Linked DNA regions of Homo sapiens: region 1 is linked to region 2. Evidence: chromatin loops called from intact Hi-C (ENCODE). Cell type or tissue: right lobe of liver. All regions are shown on one strand. Links, peaks and the distances in the headings refer to the core of each region. The heading gives the core; the rest is flanking DNA.

Evidence for each region. A loop is a pair of places that touch in the nucleus more often than their neighbours do. Peaks named below come from ENCODE experiments on the same cell type or tissue, not always from the same donor. Only the 100,000 strongest peaks of a DNase experiment are listed, where the experiment ranks them.
Region 1: a loop joins it to region 2, with 3 times the contacts of the local background. A loop is called at or near these places in 19 of 110 quality-filtered maps.

Annotation. Positions count from the first base shown.
Region 1 is chr9:133,519,940-133,522,838 of GRCh38, forward strand. MYMK (myomaker, myoblast fusion factor) reads right to left here. Exons shown (of 5, transcript NM_001080483.3): 2 at 235-349. Among named protein-coding and RNA genes, the nearest start is that of MYMK, 3.6 kb to the right of the region's middle. RefSeq lists an enhancer at 1-473. In right lobe of liver, for the core only: no CTCF peak of the experiment used is centred there; a DNase peak (open chromatin) is centred at 1,412; H3K4me3 peaks cover 396 bases; H3K27ac peaks cover 2,500 bases.
Region 2 is chr9:133,587,897-133,590,795 of GRCh38, forward strand. The region is part of intron 1 of FAM163B (family with sequence similarity 163 member B); the gene reads right to left. Among named protein-coding and RNA genes, the nearest start is that of FAM163B, 20 kb to the right of the region's middle. In right lobe of liver, for the core only: a CTCF peak has its summit at 1,717 (motif pointing right); no DNase peak of the experiment used is centred there; H3K27ac peaks cover 457 bases.

The DNA of each region.
Region 1 (2,899 bases), core at 215-2,714, 68 kb before region 2:
CTAAATGAGTCATTTTAAAAGGATATAAAAAATCGGCATCAGGGCATTTAAGAGGTGCATATTCTTTTTCATAGATTAAGCACAACCCTGAAACCCAGACAAGGGAAGACATTCCTGGGGCTGGGAGTGAGTGGGGATAGAGGGCTGCAGCGGGACTGGTTTGAGGCTGGGTGTGCGGACACTGGGGAGCCGGTCCTTGTCCGCAAGGCTTGTCTGCAGGGGTTGACCACTCACCCATCAGCGAGACCCACATGCTCAGGGCTGTCCCGTAGACACTGAAATACTCCAGGATGTCGTGACGCATGAAGCACAGCACAGACAAGCCGGGTCCATTGCAGGCATGGTGGAGCTGCCAGAAAACCCACAGGTGGTCACAGCACAAAGAGGCCAGAGCTGGTCCCCGAGCCACGGCCCCCAGAGTGCCAGGTCACTTGCTGGCTGTGAGAAGTCACTTTGGCGAGTCACTTAATGACTGTGTGCCTCAGTCTCCCCGTCTGAAAAATGGGGGTACTGCCGAGCACTCCCGCAGAGGGTCCTGTGGGGATTAAGTGGCACATGCCAGCGAGGTGTTTAGGGGCTGGGGTGTGCCAAGGGTTCACTCAATGTCACCTCAGCAGAATTCGCTCATCTGCACTGGCAGGACTGGGCGGAGACTGAGTGGTCACTCAGGTGAAGCCCGCTTAGGTGGGGCGGTCTCCGGGAGGGACCCTACACGGCTCTCCCCGGACCTTCAGCATCTGTGCTTCCTTGAAGCACACAGCTGCGTGTTCACTCGCCAATCTTTGGATGTGAGGTCAGAGCCTCTCTGGGGGCTCCTTTGCTCTTTGGGGGCTCCTGGGGCCTTCTCTTGCACAAATTACCCCTCTGATGACTGGTCTACACTGCAGCAGCGTTCTCAGGCTTGAGTGGGCATCAGAACGCCTGGGGCCTTGTTTAGACACAGGTTACTGAGCCCTGCCTAGGGTTGCTGATTAGGGAGGGCTGGGTTGGGTAGAAAATGTGCATTTTGAACACATTCCCTGTGGCACTGCTGAGGCTGGCAGGGCCCACACTGAGAGCCGGGCTGTAGCTCCTGGTTTCTGTTGCCTTAACGTGGACGAAGATCTCTGAGACCCCCTTGCAGAAGCTGAACACAGCCCCCTAGGCTCATCCATCTCTGCCCTATACTCTCGTCGTCGCCTCCCCAACACCCACTTTCATGGCAATTTTTAAGGCAAAAGGCTTATAGGGAGTGTTTTCAAAGCAGTCAACTACTTTTCTACGGAAAACAACTCTCTCTCCTTTTGCATTCGCATTTCATCATTTTAGGTAATATTTAATTACATGACATAATTATTTTGACAGGTTCAACTGGCACAAACAAGCTTGGGAAACAGCACGGTGGACTCTTGGTCAGCCCAGCTCAGCGGGAGGAGCAGGCGTGCTGGAAAGCAGCCCGTGTCTGGAGGCGACAGGGACAGCACAGAGGGAGCGGGGGCCCTGGGTGATCTGGGGGGCAGGCAATTCGGGGTCAAAGTGGAGTGCTTCTACTGATGGCAATTGTACACGGCCTAAAGTGACGGTGCACCTAGGAGGCATTAATAGGGATCCAGCATCTAAAATGAGGGAGGCGGCGGTCCTGCTTCTCTCTGTTCTTGTCAGGCTCATCCAGAAGACTATGCCGAGCTCTGTGTGGTGCACCTTTCTTGAAGTGAGACTGGGAAAGACGCGGCTAGAGGAGGGTGACCAGCGGTGGACATGACTGTTTACCTTGGGGACAGGGAAGCTTCAGGAGGGGCCTGATCAAGGTGCTTACACCTCTGTGGGAAAGAGGAGCGAGGAAGACTCCGGCCCTAGGCTGTTCTCCTGTTCTCCTGGCTTCTTCCCATCCCCCACCCCAGCCCCATCACCTGCTGTCTGTGTGCCTCAATGTAGCACAGATGGTCATGTGTGATTAAGGCATTCACTGTGAGATTGTGATAAGGCCTGTGCCCTTGCCCTGCCAGGAGCAGGAATGGCTCTGTCTGGTCCCAGTTGCATGGACGGCTCCCAGCATAGAGTGCTTGCTGCATGTGTTCAGGGAGGGGGACGCCAGGCTCTGAGAATTCTAAAGGACAGCCAGCTCACCCTGGGGACCCAGAGCCTCTGCCACTAGGCCCTTGGCTCCTCCCAATGGTGGGAACTTAGCTCCATTCGACAGATGGGGAAAGTGAACTTCAGAGCAGCACTGCCTGCCCAAAGAGGTGAAACAGAGCAGTGCTTGGCACCTGGCCACTTCCTCCCATCCTGCAGTGCAGGGGGCAGACCTGGCCCAGCCGGGGCACTGGTGGGGTGGGTGCGGCTGAGGGCCTGGGGGGTCAGAGCTCAGGCTCGGGGAGTCTGACTTTGCAGATGTTCCCAGTGGGGGCTCAGGTGAGTGGCTGTCGGGGGGGGGCCTCCTCTGTTGTGTGGGGACAAGCACACTGTCTCCGTGGGGTTTGCACCCATAGCAAGGTGTCCGGCACAGAGATGGAGATTGTCACGGGAGGGGCCTGATTGGAAGGGAAGGGACGCCATGCGGGTGGCAGAACTTTGGGAGGGACTGAGTGTGGCTTTGAGTTCAGAAGACGTTTGTCACAAGAGGCAGCTGCCCCTGCCACTCTGGGTGGGGCAGGGTGGGGCCTCTGAGACCAGTGCAGAGGCAGCTGCGGGGCCAGCCTAGGCCCAGGCAGGGAGGTGTGGCCTGGTGGGTGCTTGTGGTTTGCTGGGCTAGGTCTAACAGGAGCCTTGAGAACAAGACCTCAGCTTTTCTCCCTGCGCTAAGGCCATGGGACCTGCAGAGAAATCCTGGCTCTGCTCTGGGCTTCAGTCTCTCATCTGCCCAAGAGGCTTCCTAGCCCTAGCCCAGGCTGGAGTCCCAGAGGAGCGAATGCAGTGGCAT
Region 2 (2,899 bases), core at 160-2,659:
GGGAGCCCCTGGAGCAGATAGGGAAGGGACAGAGAAAAGAGAAAAAGGTGATGGGCGAACGGGGGCGCGAACGGGGGGCGAGCCTGGGAGGGGAGGGGAGGGGAGGGTGGGAGCCCAGTGCTCACCAGGACCTCACTGCTGCTATCTGCCCAGGAAGCCAGGAGCAGCCACAGAGGCAAAGGTGAGAAGTCCCCGCACCCTGAGCTGTGAGGCTGGGCAGTGGGGAAGCCAGTAGCACTCCCTGCTTTGGCACTAGGGAATTGCAGACCCTGTTCAAAAATCACTGACCAGTCCCAGCCCCTTTCTGCTGAGACCGAGTCGGGGATCGTGGGAGATGGGGGAACCACTGGCCCTGTCTGGGGCAGAGCAGCAGGCAGTGCCATGGGGGTCTCAGATAGATCATGCTGGTGGGAGGCCTGGCCTGTGGGGCCCTTCTGTCAGGAAGGCTACCACGCTACTTAAGGACCTTGAACAGAAAGATTTGGGGAAGAACTTGCAAAAATAAAGCTTGAGTTGTGGCCGCTGCTGTCAGGCCTGAAGTTGCCACCTTTGGCTCCAGGTCCTGCTTGCCCAGAAGAGGGCACACCTGGGCTGCATGGCCCAAGGAGGTTGGATCCCAACTCTGGGGTGGGGGTGGGCTCAATGGTACAGAAGGATCTAGCATGTTGAGGGATTAGCATGCTGAGGGATCTAGCATGTTGAGGGATCTAGGATGCTGAAGGATCTAGCATGTTGAGGGATCTAGCAGGTTGAAGGATCTAGCATGCTGAGGGATCTAGCATACTGAGAGATCTAGCATGCTGAGGGATCTAGCATGCTGCTGACCCACTCATTGTGCAGTTGGGTGGCTGTGCTCCCCAGAGAGGGGACCTTGCCCAGGGTCACCGGGCACATCTGCTGCAGAGTGAGACACAGGCCAGTCACCCTGAATGGTCGTGGGCGCCAAGTTGTTGGTAGAGGAGATGGGAGAAGGGAAAAGGACTGGGTTTCTGGATGCTGAGCTCAGCAGCCTCTCCCAGAAACCCCTGCTCTCCTGTTCTGACCACCTCGTGGTCTGAAATATTTATGCACATCCCTGAAGAAGCTCGTGGTTCAGGCCCCGTCTCTCTGTCAGGCCCTACAACTGTTGACATTGATGATTTCAATACAGCAGAGAAACCTGCTTTTCAACAAGTAGAATGCTCAGCAATACCCCCGGAAAATACCCCCTGGGAAATCCCGTGAGCTGGGGCTCCTGCCCGTGCCATCCTGTGTTGCCCCACTGGGGTTCCTGAACCGTAAGTCTGAACAGGTTCCTGCCTCACTCAAACACCCTGCATGGCTCCCTATACCTCTTAATAATAATAAGCACAGGATCCTGTGCCAAGCACCACTATCTCTGTGCCAGGAGGGCATGGCACCCTTCACCAATGTCTCCTTCAATTGCCGGGACAGCCAAGGCAAAGATTATTATTATGCCCATTTTACAGACAAGGAAACAAGAGAGCCAAGGAGTCTAGCATGGGGAGAGAAAAGCACAAGGTCACATGGTGAGGGGTGAGGGCTCCAGGGGTGAACATGGTGTGCCACATCAAATCTGATGTATCTCCTTTTCCTTCCATCCCCCACCCTCAGCTTGCCTGTAGGGACGGGGTAAACTCACCGCCTTCCCTGCATCAGACCTAAGCCCCATGAAGGCAAGAACCTGGTTTCCCACTGCAGTCCTCCGGCCACCAGGGGGCGACACAGCGCGCACACACACAGTAGGGCGGCATTGGTGCTGATTTCAATGCAGTGGGGGCCGCGGCCCACACTTGCACCGCAGGCCCTGAGTGAGCTGGGGTCTTGCCCTCGTGACCCCCACCCTCACCTAGCTGATCCCCAGTGTTTCCCAGGGGGCGGGAACAGCAGCACAGAGCTGTAGGCCAGGCCAGGGCTTCAGGCCGCCAGGAAAAGGCAGATGAGATGCACCAAGAACATTCTGGGCTGCAGTTTCCCGATCTCCCAGCCGTGGGTCAGGAAATGGGGGGTGGGAGGGTAGGGCCTGAAAACCCCGGGCAAGTCCCAGCTCAGCTGCCGACGGGGCTGGCTTTTTGTCTCCCTTAAAAATACCAATGTGCAGAAGTTGGGTTCGTAAAACCCTCTCTGCTGCTGGACTTAAGTTCCCTTCCCTTCCCTTCCCTTCCCTTCCCCTTCCCTTCCCCTTCCCCTTCCCTTCCCCTTCCCCTTCCCTTCCCCTCCCCTTCCCCTCCCCTTCCCCTCCCCTTCCCCTCCCCTTCCCCTCCCCTTCCCCTCCCCTTCTTTCCTTTCCTTTCCTTCTTTCCTTTCCTTTCCTTCCCTCTCTCCTTCCTTCCTTCTCTCTCCTTCCTTCCTTCTCTCTCTCCTTCCTTCCTTTTTTCTTTTCTTTTCGTTCTCTTCCTCGAACTGAGCCCAGCTCCTGGTCCCAGTTCAGGGCCTGGAAGGCGGACGGGAGGGAGGGCCAGGCCAGGACTTGCTGGAACGACCAGAGCTCTCGTTTAGTAAACAAATAACTTAGTCCCGTGCTGGGCTGGGGGCTCCCCGGTGCTTCAGTGAACCCTATAGGCACAGCCGGCGCAGGCACTTTGAGCATCCTCATGCAAAGATGAGGAAACGGAGGCACAAAGAGGGAGGAAGCACAGGCTTGATGCACTTCCAGGCCTTTACCCACCAAAATGGCCCAGCACCTTGAGATAATGTTCGAGAAAACTCCTGGATGCTCAGTAAAGCCCTCGCTGACTCAGCCTTACGGACAGGAGCAGGTGGACTCTCTGCTCAGTGGGGACACGCCTGGAGTCCCAGGAGAGCCCCGAGAGCCAGTAGACACATGGAAGGCACCCCAGACCCCAGCCAGCAGCGTGGCCCGGAAACTCTGCCCCCAGCCAGGAATTCCAGCCCTTAC